Regions from separate parts of the Homo sapiens genome. Here region 2 is linked to region 1. Evidence: read pairs that join two places in POLR2A ChIA-PET (ENCODE). Cell type or tissue: Panc1. All regions are shown on one strand. Each heading gives the region's core, and the rest is flanking DNA. Links, peaks and the distances in the headings are about the cores only. Region 1 overlaps LAMP2 (lysosomal associated membrane protein 2). Region 2 overlaps KIAA1210.

Evidence for each region. Peaks named below come from ENCODE experiments on the same cell type or tissue, not always from the same donor. Only the 100,000 strongest peaks of a DNase experiment are listed, where the experiment ranks them.
Region 2: POLR2A ChIA-PET joins it to region 1 with 12 read pairs; 1 of 35 experiments calls an interaction of 5 or more read pairs at or near these places.

What each region holds. Positions count from the first base shown.
Region 1 is chrX:120,456,747-120,459,546 of GRCh38, forward strand. LAMP2 (lysosomal associated membrane protein 2) reads right to left here. Exons shown (of 9, transcript NM_002294.3): 2 at 1-23. Among named protein-coding and RNA genes, the nearest start is that of LAMP2, 11 kb to the right of the region's middle. In Panc1, for the core only: no CTCF peak of the experiment used is centred there; a DNase peak (open chromatin) is centred at 1,269.
Region 2 is chrX:119,117,794-119,120,608 of GRCh38, forward strand. The region is part of intron 2 of KIAA1210; the gene reads right to left. Among named protein-coding and RNA genes, the nearest start is that of KIAA1210, 8.6 kb to the right of the region's middle. In Panc1, for the core only: CTCF peaks have their summits at 1,175 and 1,376; a DNase peak (open chromatin) is centred at 1,208; H3K27me3 peaks cover 383 bases.

The sequences.
Region 1 (2,800 bases), core at 1-2,500:
CAATGCATAAGACCGCACAGCTCCTGGATTCATTTAAAAAAATAATATTTTAAAATTGTACTACAAAAATTATATAAATTAAAAACAAGCTCTACCCACCACTGAAGTTCAACCAGCTCTAAAATGAAACAAAAGTATTTTATATCTATATATACACATACATATATATACATATATGTGTATATACATATATGTATGTGTATAGATACAGTATCCTGCTGACTGTTTTTCTTTGTATTTTTAACAGAATCCTATTGATAAAAAAGTTGGCATTATCCCTTACCAAAAGAATGGTTACTAGACCTAGGATGCTTAGGTCATGGCTCAGACTGGTGACATTTATTTGCCTTTTGCCTTCAAATAATCATTTCCACATGCATTTATACCTTACTAGTTTTGTTTTAGGCAATTACAGTTTGCCTGTTAGGACTTGTGGTTTTTGCGGTAAATGAGGTAAGAGGAAGCCTGGTAGGGGTGTAAAACTTCTCTCAAACCAGCTGGTGAAACATTCACTGCAAAAATAATGATAGATCCGATATTCTACCATCTTTTTGCTTTAAATCCTGTTGCAAGCTACATAATCTATGACACACGGATGTCTTCCCAAACGATTTTATTCTGATGTGATCAGATACTCTTTCTATCATGTAACCAAGGAAGCAGAGTTGCAAAGGGCTGTTAAATCCATGAGAAAAACATGAATTCTGATAAATGCAAAGTTCATCACTGTTTCACTTTAAAATCGAATTGATTAGAAAGGCTGATGAATTTTTTGACGCAAAGTTATTTCCTAAATTTTCAACCTGCTACCTCTTTAGGCAGAGAAATGTTACAGAGACAGAAAAGCCTTGGAACTTTTCAGCTAACATGGTGGATCTTCTACACTTAAACATAGAAACATTATCTATTAAACTGAAGAGCCCAAGGACTCAAAATACTAATTCAGAGGAGAAAAAATATCCCAGCAAACATGCCAGCAGCATAAATATTGGGCAACCATTTAAGGGATTTTCTTCACTGTATCACACATTACCCAAAGGGTAAGCTGTTTCCTGTTAAGATACTTGCATACTCTTTAATAATATCTGAGCAATCCACTGTCATCTACAGGTACAGACTTGCTATAGACTAGAGAAAAGTGCTAAGAGGAATATCAAGAAGGTATGCCTCAGCAACAGCTTTCAAGTTGTATAGAAGAGCCTATCGTCATGCTCTGGAGACCTGGCTGCTTTGCAAGCCAGAATATTATACTAAAGCTTGTGGTTACTGACAGTGACTAAATGCATTGGCTAAGGCTCAAAAAGACCTTGTGAGGCCTAAGTAGGTTTTATGATCATTCTTTTCTAAGTACAATACGGAAGGGAGCTGTTATACTTACTGATCCAAGGCTCCCTGCCATGGAGCCAAGAGCTCCAACTTACAATTTTAATGAACTGGAGGTTTGCTTTTTATATGCAGTCTTTTCTCGGTCTTGTTTAAGGTCTCTAGCTTTAGTATATTATTCTCCTTGTATTCAAAACATTCAAAAGTATTGAAAATTACCAAGAAAAGCCTCACATGTATTAATCATTTTCTTTCCAAATATATTAGAATAACAGGAAGAAGACCATGTAAAATAGTAATAGCATCGATAGCTTGCATCAATGTGTCTTAGGGTGTGAGAACTGACGTTTTATGAAACAAAAGGTAGAGGTTGTGGTTCAAACGTATCACTTAAAATTAAATTCAAGATAGTATACCTGGTGGCCCGTAAACAAGAGCTGAGAAACACCCTGAGGGTTCTGGCACACTCTGTTCCATTCCCTTCACAGCCTTTCTGCCTGAGTGCAATTCTTTCCACTTCTTGGTCCCCAACTCTAACTGCACAGGGACCACTTTTACTCAATATCTCTCACCTCAAACTCAGCAATTCCCAAACTAAAATTCATTCTTCTGCTTCCTCCAAACTGGGTCCCTCCTCAGCTTTGCTAGCTCTAAATGAAGAGTGGGATCAGTCACTCAAGCTCAGTTTCAGAAATAGCCTCTACTTCTTTCTCTTCAAGAAGTCCTATTGATTTTTTTCCTTCAAATCTTCTCTTAAATACAATCTTTGTCTTTTATTTCTACTCCCAATCTATCACCCCACACCTAAATTATGACAGAAAATGCCTAGATACCCCTAGAAGTGCTGCCAGATTAATAATCCTTAAGTACCATTTCCTTTTAGGACACTTTCTTGTTCAAAAACTTTTACTGGCTCCAACATTCCCATATGAAATTTAAATTCCTCTGCCTGACTTTCAAAGTAATCTTTAATCTTGTCCCATCCTATTCCTTCAACTTTTCTCAAACTATTTTCCCAGAGCACACCCTTTAATCCAGTTAAACTTGTTTCCACTGGGCTCAAATGCCATACTCTATTCAACCTCTACCCTGGGCTTCTATTGTTCCTAACACTTGAAATCTACTTTCTTCTATTGGCCTAAATGCTCACCTCAAAGATGGATTTTGCTCGCTTTTTGGCTGCCCCAAATCTGAAACACCCCTTGTCCCCTTGTTACAATTTCTGGCAGAAATCACCACCCACTATAAAAGCTGAAAACACTGGATACTTGCTTTCCCAGACTCCCTTGCAGTAAGGAGGACCACTTGTGCTAGGCTCTGCCTAACAAAGGTATCCACCCCACACTTTGAAAGGAGGGCTGCAAATGGAGCCAGGAATGGAACAGGGAGGGAGACAGGTGTGGAGTAACAGAAGCAGGATCAAGCTCCCAGGCAACAAGGCCAGCAGAGCAAGCTTCAATTTCACACTTGGCAGTGG
Region 2 (2,815 bases), core at 146-2,645, 1.3 Mb before region 1:
TGAGTTCTAGAACTAGAGTTGAGTTCTAGTCTCAAACGCGAACTCTTGGGCTCAAGTGATCCACCCGCCTTGGCCTCCCAAAGTGCTACAATTACAGGCATGAGCCACCACGCCGGGCCTCTTTAGTTTCTTAATAAGCACATATGTCTTTATTGTGCTTATTAAGAAACTAAAGGGGAGAAGGGGGAGAGGGCTCGTGCTGCATTCTTCAAAGGGAAGGAATTAGCTCTTATTGATTTCACATGCAACAAGTGCCAACTAAGTTGTCTCATTCCAAGTCTCAACTGTCTGGTCTCCAGAAGGTCTCATCAGCACAGCAATTCTGTGCTGGCAATGAAGGGTCCAGACAAGGGAGTTGCCAATGCAGCAGCCATCATGAAAGGCTTAATGGTGTAATGGAAAGCACCATCCAAGAGTCAGAAAATTCTGGAATCCTAGGCTTGAATTCACTATCAATTAGCTCTGTGACCTGGAGTAGGTCACTCAACCTCTCTGGGACTCAGCAGGAAAATTAAAGAATTGCACCTGATCAGCATCTCCCAAAGTGTGTTCAGAGGGATGCTCATAAGATTTGTTGTATGAGAAAGGGATCCGTAGTCCAGTCAATCTGGAAAATTCTGGATTAGACAAAGTTCAGTAGCCTGCTTTTCAACAAAACTTTTCTGAAACTTCAAAATGGTTATGTATATGGTGAAGTTCCAAGAAACCAGGCAACAATATTATCTCCCAATGTATGTAAGCGGAATGTCTGGCAAAAAACACTTTGAGAAATGCTGAACTAGAGTTCCTTTAGCTTTGAAATGCTATGACTTATTTGTGCACCGATTACTCCTGAGCCTGCCAGGGTAAAGGTTCCTAAACTTCAAGGCCTGCCTTAAGTCCAGTTTCCCACCAATCAGTGAAACTCATGCTTCTCTCTATCTTCTGAACACCTAAAACTTGGCTGTTAGCATCAAAAGTTTTGCATCTGAATGTTCTTAGCCTCCTCACTCATTCATTCGTTCATTCATCTATTCAACAAATATTTATTAAGGTCAAGTACTTACCATGTTCTGGGTATCCGTGAGAAAGAAAGAAGTTATAGCTCCCTATGTCTTAGCTACCGCCCCTACATCAAGGCTGTAGGCAAGCCCTCCTTAGCATCCCCCTTAGCAACTAGCACAGTGCAAGGCATGCAGTAACAGCTGTGTCCACTGGGGAGCGCAGAATACCAACACAGCTTGTCACTTCCTTTGACTTGAGACCACTGAACAGAGTCATCCTTCAGCATACGATAATTTAAACACTGGCCCTTATAAGGAGTTGATGCAAATTATAGATGACATAGGTAAAGAGCTTAGCATATGATCTGGCATGTAGTAAGTGTTCAATAAATGTGAGCTAGTGTTAGGGACTCAGTAATTACTTGTTTATCAGGGCTGGATTCAATTCTATCTCATTAGAAGCAGCCCCATATCTATAACTGAATAGTGAACTGTACAATATGCATAATTGGAGGCAGAAGCCAGCATGGAGTAGAGCAACGAAAGATTATAGAACTGTTTGCTTGATAATTGCTGCTTAAGTAATTTCTGTTTTGGATGACTTGGGCAATTTCTTATCTACTAGAATTTGCCTATATAGGGGCATGGTTGGGAAAACTTGGCAATTCTACCTAAAGAGAGAAAGAATAAAAAATGAAAATGAAATAGGAAACGTATATTTTCTGCAAGATCCCTTTTAAAAGTGTTTTCAGAAAAAAATAATTTCTACAATAATAAAATATTTAAGGCTGGGCATGGTGGCTCACACCTGTAATCCCAGCACTTTGGGAAGCCAAGGCAGGAGGATTGCTTGAGCTCAGGAGTTCGAGACCAGCCTGATCAACATAGCCAGACCTCATCTGTATTGAAAATAAAAAAGGCCGGGCGCGGTGGCTCACGCCTGTAATCCCAGCACTTTGGGAGGCCGAGGCGGGCGGATCACGAGGTCAGGAGGTGGAGACCATTCTGGCTAACACGGTGAAACCCCGTCTCTACTAAAAATACAAAAAATTAGCTGGGCGCGGTGGCAGGTGCCTGTAGTCCCAGCTACTCGGGAGGCTGAGGCAGGAGAATGGCACGAACCCGGGAGGCAGAGCTTGCAGTGAGCCCAGATCCAGCCATTACACTCCAGCCTGGGTGACAGAGTGAGACTCCATCTCAAAAAAAAAAAAAAAAAAAAGAAAGAAAGAAAAGAAAAGAAAAATTAGCTGGGGGTGGTGGTTAGTGCCTGCACTCCCAGCTACTCAGGAGGCTGAAACAGGGGGATTGCTTGAGCCCAGGAGGTTGAAGCTGCAGTGAGCTATGACAATGCCACTGTACTCTCCCCTGGGCAAGGAAGTGAGATCCTTCTACCTCTGCCTCCCAAGGTGCCAGGATTACAGGTATGAGCTACTGTGCCCAGACGATTTATTGATTCTTGACAGGTGGATCTCATTCTGGCCTTCTGAAAGGGGAACAACTTTATGCTCAGAAGATTTAGAAACACAGCAATTGTTGCCCCTCTTGCTTCAAAATCCCATAGTGGAAGAGAGGAAAGCAAAGCTAGGATTCCCTAGCAATTCCTGAGTTGCAAACCTGCTTCTAATAATCCAGCAAAGACAGGGAGAAGAGAGTCAGCAGCTAATAGCCATTTGTGACACAATCTATAAACACTGACTAACTGGATAAAAACATGTCTAATAAACTATTTAGGCTGTAATAATGAATTCAACAAACAATCATTGTATGAGCAGAAAAATTGTACATTAACACATTTTTATGTTCCTAAATTAACAAAATGACTAGTGACTTTG